Linked DNA regions of Homo sapiens: region 1 is linked to region 2. The links are chromatin loops, found by intact Hi-C in ENCODE. Cell type or tissue: lower leg skin. All regions are shown on one strand. Links, peaks and the distances in the headings refer to the core of each region. The heading gives the core; the rest is flanking DNA.

Evidence for each region. Hi-C counts contacts between places; a loop is a spot of excess contacts. Peaks named below come from ENCODE experiments on the same cell type or tissue, not always from the same donor. Only the 100,000 strongest peaks of a DNase experiment are listed, where the experiment ranks them.
Region 1: a loop joins it to region 2, with 15 times the contacts of the local background. A loop is called at or near these places in 2 of 110 quality-filtered maps.

The regions. Positions count from the first base shown.
Region 1 is chr11:97,784,295-97,789,686 of GRCh38, reverse strand. No RefSeq gene overlaps it. Among named protein-coding and RNA genes, the nearest start is that of LINC02713, 170 kb to the left of the region's middle. In lower leg skin, for the core only: no CTCF peak of the experiment used is centred there; no DNase peak of the experiment used is centred there.
Region 2 is chr11:97,853,015-97,858,406 of GRCh38, reverse strand. No RefSeq gene overlaps it. Among named protein-coding and RNA genes, the nearest start is that of LINC02713, 100 kb to the left of the region's middle. RefSeq lists an enhancer at 1,014-1,898. In lower leg skin, for the core only: no CTCF peak of the experiment used is centred there; a DNase peak (open chromatin) is centred at 3,353.

The sequences.
Region 1 (5,392 bases), core at 308-5,307, 69 kb after region 2:
CTAGTTTATACACCCAGAAACCCTTGAATGAAGGGGAGGCCCGGTCCCCTTGAGGAAGGACTCCACTACATTACTGACAATTTATGCAGTGAATCTTTCCTTCATCCTTCCCCAAGGAGACCTCTGGCCTTTTACTGGGGTAGCTGTGCATTGGGGAAAGGGAAATGATCAGACGTTTTGGGGACTACTGGACACTGGCTCTGAGCTGATGTTGATTCCAGGGAACCCAAAACATCATCAAAGTCCTCCAGTTAAAGTAGGGGCTTATGGCACTTAGGTAAGTAATGGAGTTTTAGTTCAGATCTGACTTACAGTGGGTCCAGTGTGTCCCCAGACTCATCCTGTGGTCACTTCCCCAGTGCCAGAATGCACAATTGGCATAGATATACTTAGCAATGAGAAGAACCCCCACATTGGTTCCCTGAGTGGTATGATGAGTACCATTATGGTGGGAAAGGCCAAATGTAAGCCATTAGAGCTGGCTCTACTTAGAAAAATAGTAAATCAAAAACAATATATGAAGGATAGTTCTGTTATGTTAGGCATAATTTGACCTTCTTATTGTCTTTATTTGAAGATTTCATGTAATCTCAGGAGATGCATATGGGTTTACATTGACAAGGGGTAGACTTCTGATGGTTAATACTGAGTGTCAACTTGACTGGATTGAAGGATGCAAAGTACTGATCCTGGGTGTGTCTGTGAGGGTGTTGCCAAAAGAGATTAACATTTGAGTCAATGGGCTGGGAAAGGCAGACTCACTCTTAATCTGGGTGGGCAGTCATCGTCTAATCAGTTGCCAGCAAGGCTAGAATATAAAGGAGGCAGAAAAAAATGTGAACAGACTAGACTGGCCTAGCCTCCCACCCTACATCATTCTCTCATGCTGGATGCCTCCTGCCCTCAAACATCGGACTCCAAGTTCTTCAGTTCTCAAGTTCTCATACTGGTTTTCTTTGCTCCTCAGCTTGTAGACAACCTATTGTGGGACCTTGTGATAGTGTGAGTTAATACTTAATAAACTCCCCTTTATATATATATTCTATTAGTTCTGTCCCTCTAGAGAACCCTGACTAATACAAATATACATAGAAAAACTCTCAACATAATACTTGCAAACCAAAGTCAACAACACGCAGGCAACCAAAGCAAAAATAGACAACTGAGATTACATTAAGTGGAAAAGCTTCTGCATAGCACAAGAAACAACCAACAAAGTGAGGAGACAACCCACAGAATTGGAGAAAACATTTGCAAACTATCCATCTGACAAGGGATTAATAACCAGAATATGTAAGTAGCAAAAGCAACTCAATAACAAAAATAATCCCGAATAATCCAATTAAAAATAGGCAAAATAAAGAAACATTTCTAAAAGAAGACATAGAAATGGCCAATAAGTATATAAAAAATGCTTAATATTGCTAATCATTAGAGAATGTAAATCAAAACTACAATGAGATTTCATCTCACCCCAGTTAAAATGGCTTTTATCTAAAAACAGGCAATAATAGATGCTGGTGAAGATGGTGAGAGAGCGGGACCCTTGTACATTGTTGGTGGGAATGTAAATTAGTATAGGCAATTTACAGAACAATATAGAGGTTCTTGAAAAAACCGAAAATAGATCTATCGTATGGTCCAACAATTCCACTCCTAGGTATATAGCCAAATAAAGAAAATCAATGTATTGAAAAGTCATCTGCACTTTCATTTTTATTGTAACACTATTCACACTAGCTAAAATATGGAATTAACCTAAGTGCAACAACTGATGAAGAAAATGTGCTATATATTTCAATGAAATATTATTCTGCCATAAAAATAATGAAATCTTGTCATTTGCAGCAACATGGATGAAACTGGCAGTCATTATGTTAAGTGAAATAAATTGAGCACAGAAAGAGAAATACTGCATATTCTCACCCATATGTGGGAGCTAAGAGAGTAGATTGGTGGTTACCAGAGGCTGGAAGGGTGGAGGGGAGGGAGGGGAGGAAAAACAAGTGCTTAATAGGTACAAATATAGAATTTGATAGAGGAAATTGGACTTGGTGTTAGATAGATTAGTTGGGTGACATCAGTTTACAATAATGTATAGCATATTTCAAATTTGCTAGAAGAGAAGAATTTGAGTGATCCTAGCATAAAGAAAAAAATACATATTTAATGTGAGGAATATCCTAAGTACACTGATTTGATCTTTACAAATTATATGAATGTATTAAATATCACATGTACCCCAAAATGATGTACTCTATTATGCGGCAATGAAAATGTGGTAAAAAAATAAAAATGGGCTCAGTCTAGCCATGAGATAAAGAATGTGACAAACCAAATTTAGTGTTTTAGTCTGTTTGGGGTGCCATAAAAAATATCACAGTTGTGTAACTTAACAGGCATTTATTTTCTCACAGTTCTGGAGGCTGAAAGTCCAACATCGAGGTCCCTGCTTTATGTATTTCCAGTGAGACCTCTTTTCCTGGCTTGCAGTTGAACACTTCTCACTGTGCCCTCACATAACCTTTCCTCTGTGAGCATGTGTGGAGAGAGAGTGTGAGCTCTGGTGCTTTTTCTTTGTCTTATAAGGACACCAGTCCTATGGGATCAGATCGCCACTCTTATAACTTCAATTAACCTTAATTGCCTCCTTACAGGCCTTATGTCTAAATACAATCACCCGGCAGTTTCAAGCTTAACATACACATTTTGGAGAGGGACACAATTCAGTACACAGCATTGAGAAGAAGCATTATTCAAAATCCTAAATACTATTCCTAAAAACAAAATTATTAAGGACAAGAGAAGGCTGAGAAACTGTCACAGATCAGAGGAGGCTAGACAGACAGACATGACTACATGTAAAGTGGTACCGTGAGTGAGATCTTGGAAAAAAAAAAAAAAAGAACATTGGGAAGAACATATAAATTATGAATTAGTTGTACAATTTAGTAATACTCATGCACCAAAATTGGTTTTTATTGTGACAAACATCCAGTAATGATGTAGGGTGTTAAAACAGGAAAAAGTGAGAGAGATACAGAAATTCTAAGTTTACATTTCTGTAAATCTAAACATATTGTGAAGTGGAAGTTGTATTTAAAAAAAGAAAAGAAAAAATTACTAAAGGGAAACTAAAATAAATACAAAGGAAAATTAGGCCATCCATGAGCCGATTAATGAGAGAGCTTTACTAAAAAAGGATTGTAATTATGTTGGGTGTCCTGAAGACCACCCTCAGACTCAACAATATGCTGGAAGGATTAACAGAGCTCAGTAAATCAGTCATATTTATAGTTATGGTTTATTACAGAGAAAGAGAATAGATTAACATTAGAAATGGAAAAGGCGGGATCCCACTGCAACTCAGCAAGGCCACTGCAACCAGACTGCCTCTCTAGATTCCCTCTTTTCTGGGCAGGACATCTCTGAAAAAAGGCAGCAGCCCCAGTCAGGGACATAGAAATAAAACCTTCACCTCCCTGGGACAGAGCACCTTGGGGAAGGGGCGGTTGTGGGCACAGCTTCAGCAGACAGAAATGTCCCTACCTGGCAGCTCTGAAGAGAGCAGCAGATCTCCCAGCACAGCGTTTGAGCTCTGATAAGGGACAGCCTGCCTCCCCAAGTGGGTCTCTGACCCCCATGTATCCTGACTGGGGGACACCTCCCAGTAGGGGCCAACAGATGCCTCATACAGGAGAGCTCTGGCATCTGGCAGGTGCCCCTCTGGGATGCAGCTTCCAGAGGAAGGAACAGGCAGAAATCTTTGCTGTTCTGCAGCCTCCATCAGTGATACCAAGGCAAAAGGTATGGAGCAGACCTCCAGCAAACTCCAGCAGACCTGCAGCAGAGGGGCCTGATTGTTAGAAGGAAAACCAACAAACAGAAAGGAATAGTATCAATATCAACAAAAAGGACATCCACTCAGAGACCCCATCCGAAGGTCACCGACTTCAAAGAGCAAAGGTAGATAAATCCATGAAGATGGGGAGAAACCACTGCAAAAAGGCTGAAAATTAGAAAAACCAGAATGCTTCTTCTCCTCCAATGGATTACAACTCCTTACCAGCAAGGAAACAAAACTGGACAGAGAATGAGTTTGATGAATTCACAGAAGTAGGCTTCAGAAGGTGGGTAATATCAAACTCCTTCAAGCTAAAGGAGCATGTTCTAATCCAATACAAGGAAGCTAAGAACCATGAAAAAAGGTTAGATGAATAGCTAACTAGAATAACCAGTTTAAAGAAGAACATAAATGACCTGATGGAGTTGAAAAACACAGCATGAGAACTTCATGAAGCATCAATAGCCAATCAATAGCATCAATCAAAACAAGTATCCATAGCCAAATTGATCAAGCAGAAGAAAGGATATCAGAGGTTGAAGATCAACTCAACGAAATAAAGTGGGAAGACAAGATTAGAGAAAAAAGAGTGAGAAGAAACAAACAAAGCCTCCAAGAAATATGGGACTATGTGAAAAGACCAAATCTACATTTGATTGGTGTACCCGAAAGTGATGGGGAGAATGGAACCATGTTGGAAAACACTCTTCAGGATATTATCTGGGAGAACTTCCCCAACTCAGCAAGGCAGGCTATTGGGGGAACCACGCCCGATAATTCAACGTAGATTCTTTTCTGTTTTCCATAAGTGTCGGCTGGTCTGAGAAATAAAGGGAAAGAGTACAAAAGAGAGAAATTTTAAAGCTGGGTTTCCAGGGGAGACATCACATGTCGGCAGGTTCCGTGATGCCCCATGAGCTGTAAAACCAGCAAGTTTTTATTAGCAATTTTCAAAAGGGAGGGAGTGTATGAATAGGGTGTGGGTCACAGAAATCACATGCTTCACAAGGCGTAAAATATCACAAGGCAAATGGGGGCAGAGCGAGATCACAGGACCTGGGCGAAATTAAAATTACTAATGAAGTTTCATGTCCCACTGGGCACACATTGTCATTGATAACATCTTATCAGGAGACAGGGTTTGGGAGCAGACAACTGGTCTGACTGAAATTTACTAGGCAGGAATTTCCTCATCCTAATAGGCCTGGGAGCGCTACAGGAGACCAGGACTTATTTCATCCCTTATCTACAGCCATATATGACAGACACTCCCAGAGTGGCGGCCATTTTAGAGACCTACCCCTGGGAATGCATTCTCTTTCTCAGGGCTGTTCCTTGCTGAGAAAAAGAATTCAGCGATATTTCTCTTATTCACTTTTGTAAGAAGAGAAATATGGCTCTGTTCCACCTGGCTCTCAGGCAGTCAGACCTAATGGTTATCTCCCTTGTTCCCTGAACATCGCTATTATCCTGTTCTTTTTTCAAGGTGCCCAGATTTCATATTGTTTAAACACACATGCTTTAGAAACAATTTGTGCAGTTAACACA
Region 2 (5,392 bases), core at 232-5,231:
CATGATCATAGATCACTGCAGCCTTGAACTCCTGGGCTCAGGTGATTGTCCTAATGTTACTCTTCCAACATTCTGGGATTACAGCGGTAAACCACCAGGCCTGGTGTAAGATTTTGTATTTTGTAAACATACTTTTAAGTTTACTCAAAAGTAGGGACTTATGGAGTGAAAGTTGGCAGCAATTTAATAGAAAAAATAGCCAAAACTTGCAGCTTGTGGCATGAAGGTAGAGAAGAAACCTTGTTGAACATACATAGAGAATTTAGGTGACTAGACTATTTTGACTTCCACTGGAACTGGGTCAAAGTTAAAGCTCACCATCCTGCTCTCTAGCAAAATGTGCCCTGGGTTGCTTAATGACCACAAATGGTCAGGACCTCAATTTTTTGTCTCATCCAATGAGTCCTCTTGTCTCTCAAGACACTAAAATGAGACTGAGTCATAAGGAAATCAATAGTGTTATATTCAAACAAGGCTATTTAGACCAAACACATTCCATTTTCTCATTAGCCATGGAGCCAAAGCGGGTGGGGTAGAAATTGCATTCATCTGAAATTGCACACAGATGGAACTGTTGCTTCCCGCTGCCTGGTGAAGGCTCCAAAGTGCACACAATCAAATGTATTTTATTAAAACTAACTTTAAAAATGCATGTTGTTTCCTTCCATTTATTCAATAATTGATTAATTGGAGCCTGCTTTACTTCTCCCAGTGACATTTCCATTTCATTTTGTCTTTACATTTTAAAAGTTGGATTGGCTTTGGGAATTACATTTTAGCATATTTTTTAAAAGTTAGAGTTAAGTTTTGAAAAGACAATATGTCAATTTTCTAAAGTCATTAATTGGGGTACATGAACTTATTAATTCTCATGTTTTATGCTTGCCTAAACAAAGCAGAAGTTATATAAATGAAAAGGTAAGAGGGCTGTTTCTATTCCTTCCAGGCACTTTAGGAATTTGTCCATCCACTAGTTCAGTTCTAGGTACTAGAAGTATAATGTATGTCATATAATTTTTAAGTTTTTAGTAGCCACATTAAAAAAATAAAATAGTTGAAATTAATTTTAATACTATCTTTTATTTTACCTAGTATATCCAAAATATTATTTCAACATGCAATCAATATAAAAGTTATCAATGAGATATTTCACATTATTTTCTTAGTAATATGTCTTTGAAATATGGTGTATATTTTACATTTACAGTACATTTAAATTATTTGGGCTAGGTTTATTTTATGTGTTCAATAGCCATGTATGACAAATGGCTACCATAATGGACAACACAGTTCTACATGATGGAACTATAGCACCGCATGAATACTAAATCCCTTTGAAATTTGCCCCATTGCATTTTATCATGGTTCAAATTTTAAAATCTCTTGAACATTTCTTTTTCCCACTCTGACCATCCTCCCCCCCACCATGAAAAAGTAGTAGTTATTTTACTTCAATGTGTCTGTGATTATACTGGATGTGATAGGTTTATGATCAGTGCTCAGAGAGCAATTAGCATTTGAATTAAGCCACATGAAGGTAACAACAGGCGATTACCCATTTTAACAGCTGCTAAGTGGTGTTAATTGCTGGCTGTAGACCACAAGCTGAGCAATTTTCTGTGTATTGTACAAACAGAGCAAAACAAAGAAGTTAAAAGGAAAAGTATTATCCTCATTACAATTTACTACAGTATTTGAAGACATAATGTACCCTTATAGCCTGTGCCATTTATGCAATCGACCATGAACAGGTGATATTTATGGGATAAATGGTATACATGTATGATTACTAATTTTTATTTTCAAATCAATGTTAAAAACAATTATACGTATCTACAAAAGGTAGAAATGTTCTAAACATTGTATAAGTTTATGAAATTGTCAGTAGATGGGGTAAGTTATTGATATTTAAATTAATTAGGAAGAGATATGGTTAAAGGTTGGAGGAGACTGGAAAATATACAGCAGAGTTAAACTAGATCTGTGAAAAACTGTCAAAAAGAAGTGGAAGTTATGAGATCATTGGACTGTGCTGAGCTAAGATGTATCAATATTTATTGACATTTCAGTTTTGTTATAGTTCCTGAAATGATGGCTAGAAAAAAATGTAATTGGTTTCTATTTACAGTCAATAAGATGGTGAAACTGATCACATAGAGAAATTAAGTGTTCAGCTATTTAAAATGGTTATGTGGAATAGAATATGTCAGGGCCTAGCTTAGTATATATATTACTGCATTTATTTCAGCAGAAGCTTCCCACATACAGAATTTCCTTGATATCTCATCCTAAGCAACTATCTGTTGATTGTTTTGAAAAGGGCTAAGCACATACCTAAACTTGCCACCTGATTCCTGTTGGAATTTTATATTTTTCTACCAGGTCATTTCACAGCTCTAACCAGGTTATTAACTTTTAACCTGGATGGCCTTAATATTCCCCTCAACCTGAATAAACAACAGGTATGTTCCTTCCCAACTATTGGCACCTAATCTCTCTTTTCTTAGAGCATTTACTTTAGAAAACTTGCAATTTAAGTTATTTCTCTACCCCTTTGAGATGTAAATCTTCTCCCAACCTCTTGCCAGTTTTACAACACAGAAATTTCTTTCTCAAGAACCTGGGAGCAATTTATTTGAAATGTAATAATCAAGAAAGAGAGGGTCCCTGTATACCAGTCTCTGTGAGCAGATAGAAGCCTTTGTTAAATGTCAAGTAGAAAATACACGTGGGCTAATTACATGTACCAGCCTCTCCCTTAATGTCCTCCCAGACTTTTCCATCAACTCATCTGAGTGTTTATAAACTCTCTGGCCTTTTGTTTCAACAGAGTTGAATTTAATCTTCTCCCCTGTTGTACTAGACGTAACCCCTATTACAGTAGTCTTGATTAAAGTCTTTCTTCCTGTTTAACTTCATTTGGTGCAATTTTTCTTTGACATTATTAAAAGCCCCATACCTGGGAATAAAGAGGAAGAACCTTGGAAATTTATCCTATCAAATTACATCTTACACTTAAGGCACTCCAAAATCATCTGTACTTAACCTAGTACTACATAGCTGGCAAAGATGTTTTTATATGGAATTATATATGGAAATTATAAATCTACATGGAAAAAGGTGTGAAAAGAAATGCCAATTGGGTGCCTTGTTTATCTCAGAAGTAGAGATGCTGAATGTGAAGTATAGAAGGGTAGAGCTTAACTGCTTTTATGTTCTTCTTTCTATTCTTTTATATTTTGCATTTCAAACTTTTGCGTGTGTGTGTGTGTGACGGAGTCTCGCACTGTAGCCCGGGCCGGAGTGCCGTGGCGTGATTTAGGCTCACTGCAACCTCTGTCTCCTAGCTTCAAGCCATTCTCCTGCCTCAGCCTCCGGAGTAGCTCGGTTTACAAGCGCCCGCCATCACACCCGGCTAATTTTTTTGTATTTTAGTCGGAGAGGGGGTTTCACTATGTTAGCCAGGCTGGTCTTAAATGCCTGACCTCGTGATCTGCCCACCTGGGCCTCCCAAAGTGCTGGGATTACAGGCGTGAGCCACCGCGTGCAGCCCGAACTTTTTAAATCTTATAAATACGCAGACACACACATACAGGTTAAAAAAAAAAAAAAAAAACTTTTCAAAAATAAGAAAAAATGCAGATTTGGGAACAAATATGTCTATGACTGATGATTTCTTTAGAAGAAATGATTGTTATAAAATAAGTGATAGATTTAAAAACGTATTTAAAAAAGCATTTTGAAGGTATGTGTAGTTGGGGAAAGATAATTAAAAACAAAATCTCCTCCTTACCCAGAACATCTCCATAAGGGTAAAAGAGAAAGAATACAATCTTACTGCTGACGCGGTATTAAACAAGAACATAATGTGCATCACAAGAAGTCTGCTAAAAGATTGCAAAGGCAGAAAGAATCTTTTTACCTTTTTATACAGCCAAGCAGATAAAATTCATTATACACATGTTCTCAAGGTAAACAGTAAGTAGTCCTCAAGTAAGAGGACTTGACACCATTTGTCACACATAGTTTATCCTAAATTCACTTGGCAATTGGGGTGATCATTTGTGTTTGTTAATTGGCTTTATACAAAGGAAAAGTAAATTGCTCAAATCTTTTTGAAAGAAGGTAGTTTTGCCAATTGGAGCCAGAAACCAACCAAAGGTAGGCTCCTATCCTCACAAAGAAACAAGGAAATAGTGGCACTATATGCTTGGCTGTTTACATTGCAAAAAAATGATTCCCAGGTCCTTGAGAAAGACATTCCTGCATCCTAAGGCTGGCAAAAGTCATATGTAGCTTTTAGGAGGATTTACATACATTTCAGAGAGACAGATAAAAAACTTAAAAGTACACGTTTTCTAAAGAAAATTACAAGTTTTCTAAGAAAAAGAAAAACAGGGAAACCCCTTCCTTTATTTTCAATGGGGAGAATTAAGCCTCTTATTTTTAATTTATGTTTGGATTTGTAGTCCAACTATTCTCCTTTAAAGAAAGAAACAATCAAAGAATCAAATAAAAATACTTTACAAGAAAGGCTGAGAGTCGTCTATTTACAAATTGAAGGCATAGTTTGATTAATTTTTCTTTTTTTGGGACGGAGTCTCACTCTGATGCCCAGGCTGGAGTGCAGTAGTGTGATCTCAGCTTACTGCAGCCTCTGCCTCCCAGGTTCAAGCGATTTCTTCTGCCTCAGTCTCCCAAGTAGCTGGGATTACAGGTGAATACCACCATGCCCAGCTACTTTTTGTACCTTTTAGTAGAGACGGTGTTTCACCATGTTGCCCAGGCTGGTCTAGAACTCCTGGCTTCAAGTGATCTGCCCGCCTCGGCCTCCTAAAGTACTGGGATTACAGACATTAACCATGGTGCCTGTCCTGAAGGCATAGTTAATGCAATGATCCTGACTTAGTGGACCCCTAAGTACATATTTGAAGGATCATGATGGAGGCTTCCTGTTGCCTAGAACACAGTTCATAAGATCTTCTTCCCTTAATCTATGCCTTTTGGGTTTAAGTAATATAATTTCTTGTTTCTCTATTTATTCTATAGTATTTTAAGGGATTTCAAAAAATAATACATATCTATAAGGTAGAAAATAAAACTCATCTAACGTTCGCATTTTGGTGTATTTTTAGTGTCAAATTATAGCATATATATGATTTTCATTAAGTTTTTAAATGCAGTGTTACATATATTTTGATGTCTGCAACTAATTTTAGAACACTTCATAATGTATTATATTGTGTAAGCTGTGCTCCAGGACCTTCTAGTCTCACAATCAGAAATTTATACTCCAGGAGTGTTCAACTAGCATGTATCAGAAATTCCACATTACAGAGGCTGGTACAGTGAGTAAGTTAGCTGTCTCTATGCCCCATCTGCACCAGAGGCT